Regions from separate parts of the Homo sapiens genome. Here regions 2, 3, 4, 5, 6 and 7 are each linked to region 1. A link is a contact called in ENCODE Hi-C or POLR2A ChIA-PET data. All regions are on one chromosome and are shown on one strand. The core of a region is the stretch at or near the end of the contact, and the rest is flanking DNA. Distances in the headings are between cores, read along the strand shown. Region 1 holds the start of NUP153 (nucleoporin 153). Region 2 holds the start of TFAP2A-AS2 (TFAP2A antisense RNA 2). Region 3 holds the start of GCNT2 (glucosaminyl (N-acetyl) transferase 2 (I blood group)). Region 4 holds the start of C6orf62 (chromosome 6 open reading frame 62). Region 5 holds the start of MAK (male germ cell associated kinase). Region 6 holds the start of SMIM13 (small integral membrane protein 13). Region 7 holds the start of NEDD9 (neural precursor cell expressed, developmentally down-regulated 9).

The links. A loop is a pair of places that touch in the nucleus more often than their neighbours do. ChIA-PET counts read pairs that join two places held with the same protein, here RNA polymerase II (POLR2A). Pooled maps may share reads with other maps.
Region 2: a map of OCI-LY7 shows a loop between it and region 1 (9-fold over the local background). The contact joins the promoter of TFAP2A-AS2 here to the promoter of NUP153 in region 1. A Hi-C loop is called at or near these places in 1 of 168 maps with a recorded cell type or tissue (OCI-LY7), 2 of 37 single-sample maps with no recorded cell type and 8 of 50 pooled maps.
Region 3: a pooled map shows a loop between it and region 1 (5-fold over the local background). The contact joins the promoter of GCNT2 here to the promoter of NUP153 in region 1. A Hi-C loop is called at or near these places in 10 of 37 single-sample maps with no recorded cell type and 9 of 50 pooled maps. POLR2A ChIA-PET finds 5 or more read pairs at or near these places in 1 of 52 experiments (activated CD4-positive, alpha-beta T cell).
Region 4: a map of naive thymus-derived CD4-positive, alpha-beta T cell shows a loop between it and region 1 (17-fold over the local background). The contact joins the promoter of C6orf62 here to the promoter of NUP153 in region 1. A Hi-C loop is called at or near these places in 1 of 168 maps with a recorded cell type or tissue (naive thymus-derived CD4-positive, alpha-beta T cell) and 6 of 50 pooled maps. POLR2A ChIA-PET finds 5 or more read pairs at or near these places in 1 of 52 experiments (activated CD4-positive, alpha-beta T cell).
Region 5: a loop to region 1 is called in a map of B cell, with 9 times the contacts of the local background. The contact joins the promoter of MAK here to the promoter of NUP153 in region 1. A Hi-C loop is called at or near these places in 1 of 168 maps with a recorded cell type or tissue (B cell), 1 of 37 single-sample maps with no recorded cell type and 6 of 50 pooled maps. POLR2A ChIA-PET finds 5 or more read pairs at or near these places in 1 of 52 experiments (T-cell).
Region 6: a loop to region 1 is called in a map of CD8-positive, alpha-beta T cell, with 8 times the contacts of the local background. The contact joins the promoter of SMIM13 here to the promoter of NUP153 in region 1. A Hi-C loop is called at or near these places in 4 of 168 maps with a recorded cell type or tissue (CD4-positive, alpha-beta T cell, CD4-positive, alpha-beta memory T cell and CD8-positive, alpha-beta T cell), 1 of 37 single-sample maps with no recorded cell type and 11 of 50 pooled maps.
Region 7: a map of ascending aorta shows a loop between it and region 1 (21-fold over the local background). The contact joins the promoter of NEDD9 here to the promoter of NUP153 in region 1. A Hi-C loop is called at or near these places in 2 of 168 maps with a recorded cell type or tissue (ascending aorta and naive thymus-derived CD4-positive, alpha-beta T cell), 1 of 37 single-sample maps with no recorded cell type and 7 of 50 pooled maps.

What each region holds. Positions count from the first base shown.
Region 1 is chr6:17,705,539-17,708,256 of GRCh38, forward strand. NUP153 (nucleoporin 153) reads right to left here and starts at 1,387. Exons shown (of 22, transcript NM_005124.4): 1 at 739-1,387. The coding sequence starts at 849. NUP153-AS1 (NUP153 antisense RNA 1) reads left to right here and starts at 1,505. Exons shown (of 3, transcript NR_134618.1): 1 at 1,505-1,590; 2 at 1,856-2,088. RefSeq lists a silencer at 709-1,218 and enhancers at 805-1,499, 1,309-1,578.
Region 2 is chr6:10,403,101-10,405,818 of GRCh38, forward strand. TFAP2A-AS2 (TFAP2A antisense RNA 2) reads left to right here and starts at 1,402. Exons shown (of 1, transcript NR_145448.1): 1 at 1,402-2,718. It overlaps TFAP2A (transcription factor AP-2 alpha), which reads right to left. Exons shown (of 7, transcript NM_001372066.1): 4 at 1,408-1,639. RefSeq lists enhancers at 1-1,143, 1,056-1,350, 1,146-1,763, 1,574-1,683 and a silencer at 1,064-1,443.
Region 3 is chr6:10,520,029-10,522,746 of GRCh38, forward strand. GCNT2 (glucosaminyl (N-acetyl) transferase 2 (I blood group)) reads left to right here and starts at 1,323. Exons shown (of 5, transcript NM_145649.5): 1 at 1,323-1,389. LOC101928146 (a long non-coding RNA gene) reads right to left here and starts at 1,378. Exons shown (of 3, transcript XR_001743961.2): 1 at 1,320-1,378. RefSeq lists an enhancer at 1,610-1,669.
Region 4 is chr6:24,717,780-24,720,497 of GRCh38, forward strand. It overlaps C6orf62 (chromosome 6 open reading frame 62), which reads right to left and starts at 1,375. Exons shown (of 5, transcript NM_030939.5): 1 at 761-1,375. The coding sequence starts at 889. RefSeq lists an enhancer at 2,056-2,718 and a silencer at 2,419-2,588.
Region 5 is chr6:10,837,141-10,839,858 of GRCh38, forward strand. It overlaps MAK (male germ cell associated kinase), which reads right to left and starts at 1,399. Exons shown (of 15, transcript NM_001242957.3): 1 at 1,363-1,399. RefSeq lists a silencer at 1,462-1,591 and enhancers at 1,812-1,871, 1,922-2,081.
Region 6 is chr6:11,092,469-11,095,186 of GRCh38, forward strand. It overlaps SMIM13 (small integral membrane protein 13), which reads left to right and starts at 1,366. Exons shown (of 2, transcript NM_001135575.2): 1 at 1,366-1,921. The coding sequence starts at 1,846. RefSeq lists enhancers at 973-1,513, 1,056-1,265, 1,514-2,055, 1,936-2,055 and a silencer at 1,526-1,835.
Region 7 is chr6:11,231,337-11,234,054 of GRCh38, forward strand. It overlaps NEDD9 (neural precursor cell expressed, developmentally down-regulated 9), which reads right to left and starts at 1,332. Exons shown (of 7, transcript NM_006403.4): 1 at 1,168-1,332. The coding sequence starts at 1,179. RefSeq lists silencers at 840-889, 1,370-1,419.

The DNA.
Region 1 (2,718 bases), core at 137-2,636:
GAATGGCCAATTCCAGCCTCCAAAATAAAGGCGGGGGTGGCGGTGTTGGGGGGGGGGAGGGGAGTCGCGCAGCAGAGAAAAGACGTAAGGGTGGAGAGGGACTTTCAAAATGCCCCAGTGCCACGGTTAACTATAACCTGGTTAATAAAATCTAAGCCAATGCTCTCAAGACGAGGAGGGCCACAGGCAGGGGAAACCGAGAATTAACTCATAGGCTGAGACTAAGTTATTCCACTTTCCATGTAACAGCGCCCCCCACAACTCCCCGTCTGCCCCAGAGTTAAGATTCCAAGGGGCAGCCCCCCCTCCTCAAACACACTAAAGAAGGGACACCAGAAAACAGCAAGTATAAGGGCCATCAACCACATCTTTTCCTTTCTCCCTCGAGAGAACATGAGTAATACCCTCAAATTCCAAATCCCCGCCAAAAAATAAAGAAACGCGCGCATCATGGGCCTACAATTTCTTTTCCCGCCCAGAGCCTGCCTGGGAAAGCCCCTGACCCAGAGAGTTGGGGGAAAGGCGGCCCAAACCACACGTGTGCGCCGCAAGGCTGGGCCTGTCTCAGCCCACTTCCCGTCGCCACCCCCAACGGCCTGAGCTCCCCCGGAGCCTCACTCGGGCCTTTCCTCAGGCCCTCCTGTCTGCTCCACGTGGGGCGCCGGGGCCTCGAACCGCCCGTCCCCTCCAGCCGAGTTTCCCCACCCGCCAGGCCACCGCGGCGTCGGGGTCCCATACCTGATGCTGTTGTCGCCCCTGCTGGTAAGGCTTAATTGGCCCCTGGTGGCAACGCCGCGTCCGGATCTTGCCGCCACCGCCCCCTCCGACTCCTCCGGCTCCCGAGGCCATGGCGGAGCCTCCGCCGCTTCCCGCTCCGGGGCGGGTAAGGGGGCGGGAGAGGCAGAGGCGGAGGCCTTAGAGAGCCTCCCCCGCCGCCCGGCCCCGGCCCAAAAGTCCGCCCGCGCTGTCCACACAGTGGGCACAAGCACCCCAGGAACCGCGAGGTTGCGAGCAGGAGCGGAGAGAGGGTGAGTGCTGGCAGCGGGGAAGGGGGTGGCGGCCGCAGAGGCCGAGGAGGCTCCGGTCCGGCCGCCTCTGCGGACCCCCGCCTCTGTGTGTGTCACGGTCTCTATGGAGATCTCCCGCAGAGGACAGCACGAACAGTTCCCCGCGGTGCTGAGGCCTAACTCGACCGCCGACTGGTGGGAGTTCTTCCGTCGCCCTAGCCGTAGCTGCCGCAGTTGAAGCCGCTGGCGACGCCCGCCTACCCCTCCCCTGTGCGCACAGCGCCCGCCCCGCCGCCGTCGTCGTCGTCGTCCCTGCAGCCTCCGCCGCCGTTGCGCCTATTACCCCTGCTAAGGCGGCTGCCGCGGTCGCGAGCCAGAATGTCGTCACTCATCGGCGCCCGACGCATTTGCATCATCATGCTGCGACGAGCTGATAGGCAAAGAGGAAGGGCTGGTCGAGTCCACGCTCTCGGCCGCGCGGCACGCTGGGAAACGTAGTTCAACAACGGAACGCGGCTTCTCGGAAAGGAAGAGGGACGGGGAAGGAGATCTCCGGGGCGCCGCAGAGGCACAAAGCCAAGGGGTACTTTTGCTGTTCTTGGCTGTAAATTAGACTTTGAAAAGACACTTAACATAAAAACAGTAACCTCTTCCCATTCTCCTTCTCCCTGTCGGTTGGTTAAGTAGGCAGGAAGTAAGCAGACAGTAAAATCAAAGACAAGAGCTAATGATTTAAGAAGGAGGAAAAAAAAATCTGTGGTTGAAAAATAAAGTCCATGATCCTTAGAATTAGAAAATATATACGGCTTCATTAATGTTTCTTTAAACATATAAAGGTTTTGTTGCAGACACACGGGGCTGGAATTCTGGTTCTGCCACCCAACCTATTTGACCTTGGATGAATCAAAACCGTCTGAGCCTTAGCTTCCTCCTCCATAAAATGGGAGCTTTAAAATCCACCTTATAAAGCTGTTGTGAGGAGCAGACGTGATCATCTATGGAGAGCATGTATATTTGCTAATAGACGAAAAATGCGATGAATGATTACAATTATAACCCATGCAGTCAGCTAACATTAGGGGTAAGTGATATATCCTTAACAATAAAAGTATACTATATTTGCTCCAAATATTTAGGAAACTGAGTAAGTGAGCTAGACTCAAAGACTGAATCCACAAAATGTATATTCTAGGAGTTGACGATTAGAAAGGTCCTGGTGATCACATAGTCCAACCCTCTCATTCAACCAACCAGACAAGATGTCCAGAGAAATTTAGGTGGCACAATCAATGACACTGAGATGGGTAATCAAAGCCAGGACTATAACCCAACTTTTCTGTAAGAGCTAAAGACAAATAGCCAAATGATTAGGGAGGAAAAATATGTTGTGAAAAATCTTAGACTTACTATAAATCTTTTTTTTTCTTTCTTTCTTTCTTTCTTTTTTTCTGAGAGACAGAGTCTTGCCCTGTCGCCCAGGCTGGAGTGCAGTGGCGCGATCTTGGCTCACTGCACCCTTTGCCTCCCAGGTTCAAGCTATTCTCCTGCCTCGGCTTCCTAAGTAGCTGGGACTACAGGCGTGCACCACCACGCCCAGCTGATTTGTGTATTTTTAGTAGAGATGGGGTTTCGCCATGTTGGCCAGGCTGGCCTTGAACTCCTGACCTCAAGTGATCCACCCGCCTTGGCCTCCCAAAGTGCTGGGATTACC
Region 2 (2,718 bases), core at 152-2,651, 7.3 Mb before region 1:
GTTTACGTGCCATGTCACCAGCCTAACTGGAAATGTCAAAAGCTGATATCAGCCCTAAAAGTTTCACTGATTTCAGAGACAATGGAGGCAGTTCTAAACAGATGTCTAAATAGAATCCCATAATCAGAAAGTGGTTAAGATAAATTGTTTAAATAAAACAGCAAATTAATTAATTTCAGATTTTATTCCCTACTCAAGTGCTCTTTAATTGTGTGGATTAGATTATACTCCCCTAGGTAAACAGTCTCCAATATTGGGGATGGGGGAAGGGAAGGAAAAAGCAGAGGGCAAGGAAAAGATCTGTGTCAGTGAAAGACTACAAAGGGAAAGCAAAATGACTGTGCAGGAGGAAGAAAAGACTAGAATGGTTGATGTTAAACCCTTCCAAAAAATGATCTTTATAGGCTTTGTGCGGGATATAGCCACTAGAAAGGAACTGTGGGTCTATCAACACATAAGTAAATGAATAACAGTCAAAACAATGAAGTTCTCAGTATTATTAAAGAAGAGAAGAAACATTATCCGGGTAAGTTCAACACAAGCCCCACAACTCACAACGTGCAGTGGAATCCTAGGGGTAGGAAGCCCACAGCAGGGAGAAAACTGCCCTAAGGGAAGGTGCTTTACCTTGCTGACCCTTATAAAATCTTATCTACTAAATGAATCACTCAAACCTCGCAGGGGTGAGGTAAGAATCCCTGGCTATGTATGTAACAGATGCATTCCTTGGTAGTGACTACACACAATGCACGTAAACATGCTCGCACGCAGCCTGGCACACATCAGGGCCTCAGTAAATTGGGAATCATCATCATATGCAAACGCCTATAGTATGGGGGTCTGGAGATGACAGCGACCGGAAAGCATGGCGTGCGGACTCAAGAGGACAACCATTCTCTTCCTTTAGTTAAAAGCCATTCTATTAAAACCCTATACAAGGCACGACCGGTTACCCTCGGAGACCCTACTCAGAGAGGTAAGGCAAAGCGAGGAGCCTGAGAGGAACTTTTCCTGGGCTTGCAAGGTGTGCGCGAAGAGGGAAAAGGTGGCTGTACGGCGCCCCGCGGCTGCAGTGGCCGGGATTGAGCCCGCGGCGGAGCGAGCTGCGCTTGCGCGAGGAGGAGGGCGGAGCGGAGGACTCCGCGAGCGCGCGGCAGCGAACGAAGCGCGCACCAGAACTCGCTCGCGGGAAAGCAGCGGAGAGCGCAGGCGCGCGCCGCATCGCCCGCTCCCCCGCCCCCAGATCCCGCCCACTTGGCTCTACGCTCTTCTCCCCGCCCCCTTTCCTTTCCCGCGTAGGGAGGGCCGCGGCGCGAGGCCTGTTTGCGTCGCCGCCACCGCCCCGGCGCAAGCGCAGTGGTTCCCCCGGCCGCGGGGCGGGGCGGGCGGGGCCGTGCCGGGCCTCACCTCCGGAGCACTCCGCCCAGCAGCGACGCGTTGAGACACTCGGGTGGTGAGAGCCGCCGCTGCACTTCCGCCACCGTGACCTTGTACTTCGAGGTGGAGCTGAGGAGCGAGAGGCGACCCGGAACTGAACAGAAGACTTCGTTGGGGTTCACCACGCCGCCGAAGAGGTTGTCCTTGTTAATAGGGATGGCGGAGACGGCATTGCTGTTGGACTTGGACAGGGACACGGGGCCTGCGGAGACAGAGGGGAGGCCGCGTGTTGGGCGTCGTGGATCACCCCCAAATCCTGCCCGACCCCGGCCCTCATCCCGGCCAGGGCCGGATCCCAGGCTTTGGGCCACAGTCCCCGCTTTTCCGTCCGGCTCTGAAATTCTGTGGCTCTGCTACTTCCCTTCCTCGGGCTCGAGCCCTTCCCTACCTCACCCGGCGGCCGGGAGGCGGCCCTGCCCTCCCCCAGCCAGCCTGGCCTGCGTTTCTGCCTTGACCCTTTCCCCTTCGCCGTCAAGGGTGCTCTCTAGAGATGGGTGGTGAAATTGGTGACCCCTGAGGCGCTGAGCATCCGAGCGGAGTGGGCCCCAGATGAGGTCCAGGACCACGGGTTCAGGGTGCAGGGGAGGGAATTACATTTGCAAACCGAGAGCAAGTTACTTGTACTTCAGGGGTTTTGCTGGGTGGGGTTTTAGTGTCGGGGAAAAACTGCTTCAAAGACCCATTATTAAAATCAGCCGACAATTTAGATGGCTAAAGCACCCTGTAAACGAGCGTTTTAATTGAGGCACCACGCTGGGAAGTGGTGGATTTTGTTGTCCACACCACACGTCCCGTCTTTTTGATAAATAGGCCCTTTCCTATGTTCAATTTTGAAAACGTCTCAGTTTTGGAGATCCATTCCAAGGCCAGTTTTGAACTGCGGAGTGGGGAGGGAAGAACAGGCCTACAGTGGAATACTAGCAATGTGCCCTTTTGTTAAGTAAATACTTAACAGTCCTCTGCTAAAGCGCCTTTATTGGGAAAGTGGGTATATATACTTCCTAGTTAAAACCATAAGCTCTTTATTGCTGGACTCACCACTGTTAGAAAAAAAAAAAATAGAAGACCTGCAGAAAGTATACTAATGCATTACGTTTCTCAGCACCAGTGTAATTCAGATGCATTCACAACCATTTAAGTACAGTATGCATTGTATTTTAAAATTCCATTTGGAGACATCATATGCACACAATCTCATCACAGTGTTCCTTATGCGTTCTTTAATGGGGATATGCTAGAGGTATAGGGAGGTGGGGGGCTCTAGGTTTTGGATAGATCACT
Region 3 (2,718 bases), core at 73-2,572, 7.2 Mb before region 1:
TGGGAGGCCAAGAGGGGTGGATCACTTGAGTCCAGGAGTTCAAGATCATCCTGGTCAACATGGTGAAACCCTTTCTGTACTAAAAATACAAAAATTACCCGGGCATAGTGGTGGATGCCTGTAGTCCCAGCTACTCAGGAGGCTGAGGCAGGAGAATTGCTTGAACCTGGGAGGCAGAGGGTGCAGTGAGCTGAGATTGTGACACTGCACTGGGTGACAGAGCAAGGCTCTGTCACAAAAAAAAAAAAAAAAAAAAAAAGTTGATTTGCTATTTCTTCAGTTTATCCTGGCTTTATGACTGGAAAAAAATTTTTTTTAACTCAGTTGGATTTTTTCTTTTTTTTTTTTTTTTTTTAAGTTGATGTCTCACTATGTTGCCCAGGCTGGTCTCAGAATTCCTGGGCTCAAACAACCCTCCCGCCTCAGCCTCCCTAGTAGCTGAAACTGCAGGTGCACACCACCATACCCTGCTTTATCCCCACTGAATTTTATAAGCTGCTTCTGACTGCAAAGTGTTTGGCAGAAGAGAGGGATATGGCTAAATGCACGGTATGACTAGCTTGTTTCCTGGGACAGGAATCAGTTCATTCCTGAAAGGGTATGTAAAGAGCCCGTTTGCCTGGCCTAGGAAAAGCCAGAGGTTCAGAGAGAGGAAGTGACTTGCTCAAGATATACAGCTTGCATTAGAGAGGAGAGAACTTGCCTTCTGAAAATGCCCAGGGCATTTTCTACTAAATTCTGCTGCCACCTTAGGATTCCCCTTCCCCAGTGTGGGTAGCATTTGAGCAGAACACATATCTAAATCTGTTAGAGGTTACCCTGGGGCAGAGACTATAAGATTTCCTACCAATAACTAAACATAAGAGTGGAACCTTAAACACGAGGGGTCTGTGAGGGAATCCAAAACTTCCCCTCTTGAAAAAGCAGCCTCTAAGGGGGCAAAATGGAGGGTAGTCTTAGGAAAACACCCAAATAATTATCCTGAGGTCTATCTTGGAGTGTCCTCATGAAAAACCCAGTTACACCCAGGGCAGTTACCTTTCTGAGCGGTTTCTTATAACATTCCTGGAGTGGAAAGTGATCAACTCAAAGCCCTCCAGGACTCTAGAGGCAGGGGATGAGCTGGTGTCAGGTAGCACCTGGTATCCAGCAGCTTAAAAAATCCAGACTCTAGGCAGGCTCTCTGTAGACGTGTGTTCTCCTGTCTCAGACTCTTAGGGCAGGCCTTGGGGGTGGGACTGAAAGCAAACAGACCTTCCCACTTTCACATTCCAGCCTCTGTTATTCCACTTAAAACGCTAGGGTTAAACTGCGTTTACCTTAAACAGGCTTACTGTGTTCACTGCTGGACGCCTCTGGGCAATCTTACCCTCCTGGGAACTGAGAGAGGTAGGTGGAGGTCAGCGTGCTGGGAAACTGGTGGAGGGAGGAAACTGCGGGGAGCTGGTCTTCTCGTGTTACCTCTGTTAAATCGCTGACAGCAGTTTAAGGTCCAATAGGCTGGTACTCAAATGGGCTGCGTGGATGTTTTATATTTCCAGAACCTAGCACAGTGCCGGGCATAAAGTAAGTACACCAAAAAATGTTGAATGAGTCATTTGGTCATGAGATTTCTGTTTTCAAAGGTTTTTTTTTTTTCAAAGAATAGCATGTTTGTATGTTGTTTCATTACATGATGGGCCTACTGGGCACGAGGGTTTTCCATCTGTCTCTAAATCATTAGTATCCTTCTGTATCTCAGTTACAACTTTTAACTTTGTAGGAAAGAACAACGTTCACTTCAGACTTAATGGTTTATGTTTCTCAGTTCCTTCAGGCAAGGGAAAATGTTTCCAGAATTTGATAAGGTACTTGGTACTGTCTGGCATTTAAATTTTTTTTTTTTTTTCCAGACATAGTCTCACTCTGTCACCCAGGCGAGAGTACGGTGGTGCGATCTCAGCTTACTGCAACCCCCACCTCCTGGGTCCTGCCTCAGCCTCCTGAGTAGCTGGGACTACAGGCATGCACAACCAAGCCCGGCTAATTTTTGTATCTTTAGTAGAGATGGGGTTTCATCATGTTGGCCAGGCTGGTCTCAAACTCCTGACTCCATGTGATCCACCTGCCTCAGCCTCCTGAAGTGCTGGGATTACAGGCGTGAGCCACCGTCCACAGCCTGAAATGTATTTTATTTAATTAGTTGCTGTGAGGTATGAACATTCCTGTGAGGTATGAACCTCATTTGATAATAGGTAAAATTGAAAATGAAGCTCTGGGCCATGTAGAAAAGTAGTAGATCCATATTGCCATTCTATGAAAACCCATCTTCTGATATTAAAGACAGGTCTACTAAGTAAATTCAGGTTTTGCCAAACTCAAAGCTACTTTTCTGTTTTCCTTATTTTTAAATGTAGGCCTTTGAGAGTCGTCACTTGTAAATAGTCTTTCTGCACCTGGTAGTAGATTGGCCAAATAGAGGGTAGTTACCTGTAGGCTGTGGTTTTCCAGAAGAAATAGGGAGACTGTAATCCCAGGCCCTGGGGACCCTACAGCGTAAAGGATCTGTTTCTTTGCACTCTGTTCTGATTGAACAGCATATTGCAATTATCGGAAGAAGGGAGGCTATATTCTTTCATGTAATTATTCTTAGTGATCAGAAGCTTGAGGTCTCCCTTGTGGAAGTATTCTACCTATGGCAGTAATTTTTGGTTCCTGTAACTTCAAAATCCTATCAAG
Region 4 (2,718 bases), core at 125-2,624, 7.0 Mb after region 1:
TCATCTTTGGTCAAATAAGCCTTGCTGATAATTTAAGAAAATGTTCATTTTAAGTTGCAAAAAATACTGCTCTTATCATCCCATCCTTGACTACTCACAACTTACTGTTTGCTATTTAACTGCGGAACTAATTCTGATTAAGACCTCCACCGCCCCTAAAAATGAAACTTCCTCTAGGTCATTTTGAGTTTTTAAAAACTGTACTTCTATACAAGGCAAAATGAACTCTAAGTAAAAAAGAAAATCACACTTCTAAACACAAATTAACCATTTCAGTATTTAATTGCTCCTAAAAGGTGTATTCTACTTCATTAAATGTAAGAGAAAAGGTTACCTACATTACGCAGTTTAAGAAACAGGATAAACTTTAGCATATAAACAGTCTGATTACAATTTCACACTTTCAACCATCTTATTTATACTCTACATTAGATAATCTTTAAATTCCATCATAAGGTTTCCCATGTTAACTCCATATAAAATTTTGTAATCTTGCCCACCCCATGTCAACTCAGTGTATACTACTACTAAGCTTCAGACTCAAATTTATTTCCAAACCAAAGAACGCTCAAGGGTCTTTTCGCATGCTGCAACTGCTCAATTCACAGAATCACCCCTAAGGGTGAAAAAACAGAGCATACAAAGCAGACTTTTTTTCAACCACTCTTTAACCTAATATTCATAATAATTTAAGAGTAACAAATAATATACACTTACAAAAATTACTTGTGCTAATTCACCATTAAGAACTTTAAATTACCTTCTCCTTGAATACAAAGGCAATATACATCTTGAAGTCAAACTGGTCAGCTAGAGATTCTTTTTTCTTTCTAAGCTGAGCACGTAGTCTGTTCAGAGCTTGTTTCTTCCGGGAGTTTGGGTCCCCCATTTTGAAATACAGGTGGTACTAAAGCCTTTGGAAATTGTCACTAAACTATGGGCACTTTTTCTTAAGACTCAAGTACAACAGAAACAAGTCATTTTTTTTCCTGCTAATATGATTGATTAGCGAAAATCACGACTATAACCCAAAAACTGCACCTTCTGTCAATATTAGCAGACTGTCATATTACAGGGTCAAGAAACAAAAGCTGCTGTCCAGTCATGTTTGGACAATAACGTTTGGGGTCAGACGGGAAAAAGGGAGGAAAGAAAGGAAAGAAAGAGGAGAAAATAACTAACTTTCTGGAAAACACATTTGGCTTAACTGCCAAAATAAAGGCTTTGCGGAGAAATGAAAAGCCTATAATCAGGATTTAGGTGTGCAATAAAACACAGCTGACACCAGACCAATCCCTAAAATCCATCCGGATTTTCCCCCCTTTTTAGAAAAGGGATTAAGGAACAGGGAGGGGGAAGTGTGATCCTTGCTTTCCAAAAAAAAAAAAAAAAAAAACTCACCAAAACCAAAACCAAAACCAAACACCAAAACAGGGTAGGTGAATGAAACTGAAATATCCAATTAGATTTTACCCAGCCAGCTCCATGGCTGTAGTACCTAATTCTTAGTTATTTCAGATTTCACTATTGCTATGTATTGTCAGTGCTTGTTATTGATTACACTTGGTGGTGAGCATAGAGAAAAGTGCAAAATCGGTAGAGAAGGAAAGGGAGAGGTACAGGGTTTCCCTGCAATCAACTACAGTGTATACCGGGGGCGGGCAGCTGTGGCCCAAAGGAGCCATGAGAAAAAACAGCGGAGTCATTACCAACTTCCCCATCACCCACATTTTCACCCTCAGGCGGCTGCTAACGCTGCTGCCAAGGAGAATCATGACGGCAGAAGGAAAAGGGGTATATAATACGGTATTAATTATTCCGGCTCTGTGGTTAGACCTGATTAATGCCCGGGTTCCCAACACCCCCAGCCTGCAACTAGTCCTACATTCCCCAAGGGAGACTTCCCTGTGGATCTGCCCCCGTTCAAAATGGTGGGGAGTGCGATTTATCTTCTTGTGAGCATTGCCGAGGCAAAGGTGGCGGGTTCTTCTCCCAAATCCCAGGCGGTGCCCGGAGACCACCTGCCTTCCACCCCCGCAGGTCCCACCCCCACCCCTTGCCTTCAGCGGCAGCGACTCACTCGCACCACGGGAGACACAGGATCACTCAGGTTTTCACTCATTTCATCGTGGAAACAATTCCCGCCCGGGTGGAGTGGGCGGGAGAGGGTAAATGGGAAGGTTCAGTGGGGGAAAAAAAGAAAATAATTGTGTTAATATTACTTCTAAAGTAAGCCCACCCACCCTCCCCCCAAAAAATTAAGTTCCCGGATTAGCTCTCTCTCACGTTGAACAGACCATGTTTCCAGAGTTTGGATTGTTTAGGGTGGGGTCGTTAGTTGTTTCCCGAGGGGCAGGGGGTGGAATTGAGGCAGCTAGGGCGGGGTGGGTGACGGGGAAATCCCCTCCCTGTCCCCGCGGAGCCCGGGACTCACGGACCGACTCTAGGGCGGGGTTTGGGCCCTCTAGCCGCAGCCTGCGGGCGGAGCGGTGGCGGCGGCGGAAGAGGCGGCGGCGGCGGGGGCGCTGCTGGTAGCACGGGCAGGAGCCATGTCAAGAGAAAACCACCAGCCAACTGAGCCCCTCCATCCCCGCTGCAGTGCGCACCGTGACTGGACCGCCCGCGCTGCTGCCGCCGCTCAGCCCCCACCTGGGACCCATAGTCTGGCTCGGCGCCCTGGGCGGCAACGGAGGGGAAGGACGCGGAGACAGCGGCAAC
Region 5 (2,718 bases), core at 149-2,648, 6.9 Mb before region 1:
ATATTATGTCACTCCGAGGCTGGCTTAACGCTTCTAATACACAACAAAAGAGTAATTAACGTTTTAAAAGTCACCAAACTCTTTAAAAAGCAACGCAGGAAAAAAAGATCCCAAACTAACCAAGTCGAAGTTTTACAGAAATTAAATGAGCTATTACAATGGGAAAACAAAGACTGTATCTTAAAATATAAAAGCACAGTTCTCTGTGCTCATATTCACAAATTATTTCAAAGCTTATACACAAAAAAAGTCCACCCCGACGAAGAGATTAAACGTCCTGCCCGGTGCCTGCAGTGGAAGCAGGCGGTGGCGCGGTTGGGGGAACTTTCTCCCTCCCGGTCAAGCCTCGGGAATTGAAGGGCCGGGGAGGCGGGGCCCGATCGAAAAGCTGGAAAGTCACTTTTGTTTTCACCATTATTTCACTTAATGGGTTGTGTTTCTGAATAAATAAAGTCAGATAACTTTGGCTTCCCTCTTTGAGAATTCCGTTATCATTAGAACAAATGTCTGTTTCTTTTAAACGATTATCTAACCACATTTGCATACAGCTCTTTCCTTGTAGGATTGAGATTACTAACCACTAAAAACCAGTTTTATTGCTCTCGACACCGCACTCTCGACCTGTCCCTAAATTAAAACGGATTACTTGCAGAAAAGGGACAGTTTTCGTCACACACTTTCTGATCCGACTCTGCAAACCAGGGCTCTTAAAAGGCTCCAGGGACCGCGTGGTGGAAGGAGGGGGCGTCCCCGGGCGCCGGGAGTCCGGCGCCGTTGGGGGGGACGGGGGTGTGCGGAATTCCACTTTCACCTGAGCGTCCTTTGGGATGCACCAGCGAGGGCTGGAGTCGGACCTAATTCCTGTTTTTCTCCCTCCTTTTAGATTTTGCAACAGTTCTGAACTCAGTTCCGCTGCCTCCCTGAGACCCAATCCTGCCTCTCTGTCCTAAAAACAGTTTCCACCGCCAGCCCAAGCAGCAGGGGAGCAGAGGTGGGAGATCCCGGAGGAGAGTTTAGGGGCGGGGGTCTCAGGCTAAGGGACGCCCGGCCGTCATCCTCCCACGCCAGGCCGGCCCCCGCGGTCCAGGAGGCGGGAAAGTGGTCAAGAGGTCTGGGAGACACCGACCGCCTTCCCTCGGGCTGACCACTCCCGCCCGCTCCGCCCCTCCGGGGACCCTCCTCCCTCCAGTCCTTCCCCTACCGGCGTCAGGGACCGGTCTCCGGGCGGAGATTGGCCCTGGTAGCACAGGGCGCCGAGGGGACATGCCCGGCCAGCCTCGCAGGTCGGGCTCCGGCTGGGTCGGACAGAGGGTGGTGGCCCTGCAGCCCGCTGGGGATTACCTGTCCGCGCCTGCTGCTTACCTCGTTCGCTCCCTTGTGAAGCTCCGGCGTCTTGTGTGTTTCATCTCCTAGGAAACGGCGGGGGCAGCAGGCGGGCCTACGGCCGGCCCAGAGAGGGCGTGGCCTCGCGGGAAATCCCCGCCAATTCCCGCAGGCCCCGCCTTCCCCGGGGCGGGGCTTCATGGAGCCGGGGGACTGTCGGCTGAGCTGCAGCAAGTGTGCCATTTAGACTTGGGGTTTAGGGGAGTTGATTACCTTTTCAGTCAGGTCTTTGTCAGAAGTTGGTTTGTTTGCCCTTTATTTTGTTTTGGTTTTGTTCCGATTCATTCTACAAAGTCTTGATTAATTAAAATATGGTTCCCAGACCGGGCAGAGCAAGAGAAGGAAGTCTGTTTGCCTCATACTTGCACTTGTTTACTTGTGCCTGGGGAAAAACTGTTCTTGTATGCAGTTCCTTAAATTGGTCAATTCCTTGGGTATGTATTACCTCTTGAGCTGCCCTTCTAAGTTTGTTTCCATTTATTCATTCAGAGAACCTGCCTAGTATCAGCCACAGAGTTAGATAGTGGTAATTCCAAGAAAAATGACTGAATGTGTGAATAAATGGGTAAATTGTAACTAGTCTAGAATTTAGAGAGGAAGGCACACTTGTGTTACTGCAAATAGTTCAGATTGGCTGGCAAAAAGGGTCTACGAAACAGAAACATAAGTGATGAAGCAGTGGTGCGGCAAGTTAGTAATTATTAGGTGTCAGGATGTGGGCTTGGGACCAAGAATAGCGCCAAGGTAGACACGACAGACATGCCTGTGGCCCTCACAGCTTAAAGTGAAGTAGGCTTTCACGCGTATGTTTATGGCAGCACAATTCACAATTGCAAAGATGTGGAACCAATCTAAGTGCCCATTGACTAATGAGTGGATAAAGAAAATGTGGTATATATACACCATAGGCTGCTACTCAGTCACAAAAAAAGAATGAAATAATGTCTTTTGCAACAACTTGGAAGAGTGGGAGGTCCTTATTCTACGCAAAGTAATACAGGCGTGGAAAACCAAAAACTGTATGTTCTCACTTATAAGCAAAAGCCAAGCTATGAGTATGCAAAGGCATACACAGTGAAATAATGGACTTTGGAGACTCAGAAAGGGGAGGATGGGAGAGAGCCTAGGGATAAAAAAAACTATGCACTAGGTACCATATACACTACTCAGATGATGGGTGCACTAAAATCTCAGAATTCACCACTATATAATTCATCTATGTAACAAAAAACCACTTGTACCCCAAGAGCTATTGAAATAAACATTTAAAAACAGACGGGGCTCAGTGGCTCATGCCTGTAATCCCAGCACTTTGGGAGGCCCAGGTGAGTGGCT
Region 6 (2,718 bases), core at 116-2,615, 6.6 Mb before region 1:
CACCACTACCCCCGGCTAATTTTTGTATTTTTAGTAGAGACAGGGTTTCACCATGTTGGCCAGGCTGGTCTCGAACTCCTGACTTCAGGTGATCTGCTCGCCTTAGCCTCCCAAAGTGCTGGGATTACAGGCGTGAGCCACCTCGCCTAGCCCTGACGCGTATTTTCAACTGGCTTTTAATAAAATGTGTTTTAATTATGCAACATAATTGAACCACCCATGAAAAAAGCACACACTGATTTTTTGTAAATATATCTTAATTGCACTGGGTTCATTCTCTTCACAGGAATCTATATTAAATCTGTTGCAAAGCAAGTAATTATCCTTTAATGTATTTTTATACATGGTATTTGTTCCTAATGTTGCTTCTTAGGGAATACAGTTCACATAGTAGGGCAGCTGGGTATGGCAGGATACATTTATTAAATCAAGGGATTGCTGCTTAGAACTTTTGTGTTTGTTTTTGGAGACAGAAGACAGGAAACTGTAATTTTTAGAAGAGTAAAAAGGTATCTCAGGGAGCAAAAGAATCACAGGAAAACTCGAAGGCTCTGATTCCTTCTAAAAGAGGGACACATTTACCCTCTATTCTTCTGGGGGCACCTCTTTAACAAATGAATGTAATCTGGCGGAAGTGGGGAGTTTCAATTTTGGGTGGAGATACAGTAGTTGAGATTACTACAGTGTCTTGTTTCGTAGAGGTGTAAGCCAGTGCGGCAAAATCTCCAAGCTTGGTCTCAAGGAGGCAGCTGGGTCTAACTTACAACTCAGGCAGGTGATTTGAGGGCAGTGCAGCTGTCCTTAAGTCACCCGCGGGCCATTTCTGAAATGCTTTACTTACGAAAAGATAGAACATAACATCTGTTGCAGGGGGAAAATGAGATTTCGTGTCCTGACCCGCGTCTGCGGCAGGGACCTGAGTTCTTCCTCCAAGTCCCAAATAGCCAACCTTCGCCCCCGGCAACAGGGCTAGGTGCACGAGCAACCAGTTTTTCAGGCAGCCGCCTCCTCTTTCCTCTCTCGCCGTACTTCATCGATTACGGCTAGAAACAAAACGACTTTGTATACGGAGTAATGGTTGAAATCTCACTGGCGCCTCAGCAGGACGGGCAGCCAGATCCGCGGCTTTGGAGAAGGCCAGCCCACGGTCGTCCGACTGAGGCGACTTGAGCAAGACCAAAGGCAGAGCCGCCCGAGAATGAAAGCAGCGAAGCCCGAGTGGCGGTGCATTCTGGGAGTTGTAGTCCCTGCGAGACAACGCCGTCCCGACTCCACCAGGCTCTGCACTCCATCTCCCAGCCGACCCCGCGCCGCGGAGGAGGCGAGCTTGGTGATGAGCTGCCCCAGCGGTAGGGGGCCTGGGGCGGAGAAGCCGCTACAGCCGCGGCCGGGCGACGCTGACATCTGGCATCCCTGGGGTCTCAGAGACACGGGTGGACAGCGACGAGGGCCTTGTGGCCGCCGTGTGTACCCGTGCTTACCCTCTGTCCTCCCTACAGGCGCGCGGCGTCCGCCATGGAAGCGCATCCGACCGCTGGGGTCTCTGGGTGCCGCGGCCTCGGCTCTCCGGGGCGATGAGGGACTAGAGGCGCCCTGAGGCCCGCCTGCCTCCCGCGCTCTGGCCACCCCGGCGGGAAAAGGATCGGGCGGGCGGGCGGTCCCACAGTGCCCGCCTTTGCGCCGCCCCACCCCCTGGGGGCGCTGCCGAGGGGGCGCCAGCCGCCCATGCCGCCCCGGCGCCCAGCCGCGCCTGGCGCCCGCCGCTGAAGCGCAGGACGCGCCGCCGCCCGCGCTCACCGCCGTCCGCGCCAGCCGCCCCGAGCCGACTGCCCTTCTGCCCCCAAGATGTGGCACAGCGTCGGGCTGACTCTGCTTGTGTTCGTGGCCACGCTGCTGATCGTCCTGCTGCTGATGGTGTGCGGTGAGTGGGGGCGGTAGCCGCGAGGCAGTTCCACACGCCGGGTCGCTGATCTGCTGGGGTTTTTTTTGTTGTTTGTTTTTTTGAAAAAAACAAAAGGGCGTGGACGGACAATTGTCTTAAAATCAACTGTTGTCCCTTAGCCTCTAGGGCTGAGCGCAGAGGTGGGCCCTTTACTCATGGCCGGCCCTCGGGCATCCTGGGGAGGGAAAGGACAGGCTCCAGGGCTTCCTGCCTCTGAGTGAAACTCAGCCTTGCTTCACCGGCAGCGTCTGCTCTTTCATTCTCACCACAGGCTGCCCAGATTGTAACCTTGGCCTGCATTCGAAGGTGAAGTGATTGATTGGTCCTTTTTCATTTGCACAGATTCTGACCTTAATAATGAGAGGTGTCACCTTCGTTTCATCAGCGAGTGGGGTAGAGTTGGGTTTTCAGCACGCGTGAAATTGTTTACTTAGAGTTCAGCCTTAAACTCAATTCCAAGCAGAGATGTGGAGACCAGGCAGAGCTTAGAAACACCGGCTATATTAAACTTGCAGGGTCGGGTAACCTAACTCTCAGTTCTATAATAATGGTGCTATTTCGAATGCTGTGCGTATTTTCCTTCTTGGAATGAGAGGACGTTCAACTTTTTTCTTCAAATAATGGTAGCCCAATTTTAGATCTTTTTGATTTCTTTGTACATGTATAGTAGCTGATAACCACAGGTCTCTTAGCAAAGTGGCTAAGCAATTGTGAAAATCTAAAAAGTACGTAGAACACGTGTCAGTGAGTTTACACATATTTATAAGACTGAAGTA
Region 7 (2,718 bases), core at 82-2,581, 6.5 Mb before region 1:
AAAGCTTTTGAATAAGATTCATAGTTTTTGAACAAAAGCTTTATTACTGAGGCTAGTCAGTGGCTATCAGTTAGACCAAGTATTTACAACCTTACATCAAAAAAGGATGGACCAGAAAAATTTAGAAAAAAAGCGAAGTAGCTTCCAGCTAGTGTACAGTTAATATAAATTGTCAATCCACAAGCCTAGCACCCTTGCCCAAATCCATCTTAATAATAACACTTTTGTTTAAAATAGCATAAAATAAAATAGTAGCACTAGCACTCATGTCTATTCATCATTCAAGAAAAATTCATGTCCAATTCATTGCAGTCTGCTTTCTTTGTGTCCCCTGGAAGCTGCTTGCCTCCTTAGATGGGAGTGACTTAAAAGAAAAAGGGGAGGGGGGAATATACGGAGCAAGTCAAAAATCCTTTTGGCAAGAAAAATCCACAAACAATGGTGTAAAATGCATTGGAAAATAATGCTGCTGAAGTACTATGACTATGACACTCTGTAAGCTTTCAGGCACAATGAGCCAGCCTGAGCCTTCGCACTCTCACCCCATTCAAACTCCAATAAAAATGTTTTCAAGAAATGGCTCATACTTATTTATTCCTACATCCAATATAACATAAGGATGTCAAAATTTTCCATCCTCAGCTGTGTAATCTGGGCTTTTAATTTCTCCCACCAAAAGTGCATATGGCATACTCCTTCCGAGACCAAACGATTAAAGCAAAGTCTGGAAAACTTTGCACTAAGAGCCAGTCTGAGACAGACTATGCAGTCCTCATTCCTCTCATTACAGTTCCCCAGGGCAGTGGAAGCCAGGCCTGGGGAAGCCAAGGAGACTTGAGCCAATGCCTGCCGCGATTCAAGTCAGACACCCTCTGATCTCCAGTGGCTGCTGTGAAGCGGCTCCAAGTCTTAACTTCTCACCGAGGTATTTCCCCGGCAACTTTCAGAGCAGATGGACTCGGGTGTACTGTGAACCCCTGGAGTGGGTCTCAAAGACCGGGTCTCTGCTTGCTTGTCTGCTTGCATGTCAACCTCAGTGACCGAGACTCATCTTAGAACTCTCCGGGACACACAAGGGACTGACAGTAAGGAACACGCATACACAAGCACACACCCGCAGGCACAGCTTTCAGCTTGCAAGGTAACCTGTAAAAGGCACTCTCTTACCTTATACTTCATTTCGGCAGCGGTGGGTTGAGCCGTTTTCCTACACTAGTTAAGACAGCATTAAGCACTGCGGTGCCCGCCCCTCCATTGAGTGCAGCGCTAGATGAAAGCGAGAAGGTCCCGGGCAGAGCCGCTTGTCAGTCGCAGCGCCTCCCTCAAGTCTCTGAGCTCACTGTTGTGACTGAGGCAGGCTGATCGCGGACCTCATTTGCATGCCGCCCCGCCATTGGCTAGTGGGACAAGGTAATGCTCAGGCCCTGCCCACCCCTAATTCTGAAAAACTGACAAAGAACTTGTAATGTGATCGCTTCTTTTTGCTTTATCAGACGGTGGAAAATAAAACAGAAAGTGGGGAACCGTCCTGAACCTTACTCTGTCCTCCCGCCCCCGCCAAAAAAGAAGACAGAAAGAGAAAGAACAGGAAAAGGAGATACATTCTTTTTAAGATTAACCCAAATTTTAAAGAAACTGAATTCACAAAAGCAGTCTGACAGTCGCGCTTCCTGTGACCTAGCAACTCCTTCATAAACCCATTTCGTTTCAAAGCCATTCACCTCACAATCTCTACATGAAACGAACTCCGGGAACAAAAGGTTTTCTGTCTCCGGGCCCCTTTTTACTAACCACCCCTGCTGATACCTCTCTCTCTCTCTGTCCCTTTTTCTTTCCCCCTCCTCCCGCCTACTTTTTGTGTGTGTGTGACTGTTTGCTTTTTTTGTTCTTTTCAACGTTCAAAGTACTTTGCGATGTCAGTCTGCAAGGAGCTGGAAGACAATTCTCCCTTAGTGAAAAGGAACCCTCTAGCACACGCACCAGCGTTTTCCTGGACAGCTTCTCACCAGGGCCTCAGAGTTGCGGGTCACACATATTGAGCGACCTTCAGTGGCTTTGCTGAGGATAAAGGTTAGATGTGACCTCTCGGATGGGGTTGGCCAGTGCACGCCCTATACATCATCACCGTCCACTGAGTTCTGTGTTCTTTGACGGCTGGCATTTCTAGCTCCAGCTTTGAACACTGCAGTGTTTTTCCTTCTGACCTCTGTCCTGAGGATGACCCATTAACCCACCAACACTTATTATCCAGGAGAACGAAAATGCCCACTGTTTGATGAGCCTGGTTAAAAAGACCAGTCTCTCTCCAGCGAAGCACAGAACATAATTTCTATAAAGGTTCCATTTTAGGATTTCTATAGAGAAAGAGAATCACCCAGAAAACAGAAATGGTCACCTTCTGCAACTCTTCTCACGGACAGAGCAGTGAGGCGAAAAATTCCTTTTTCCCGGGCAAGACTGAGACTCGGTGAATCCAGACAATAGCTGTCCCTGAGTGGGATGCACTCCAACCAGACTACATGACTTGGATGGAAAAATCAGCCCTTATTTTTTTTTTTCCTGACCAAGTTGGATCAGAATCTGATTCCCTTCGCGTCTAACACACAAATTCCCAATGGATGAAAACTCTACTTTTATGATCTAAGCAAAAGGAATGAGAGAACAGCTGTCCTACAAAAGTGGTTTCCAGATACAGGGTTGGCAGGTTAGTTTGCAGTT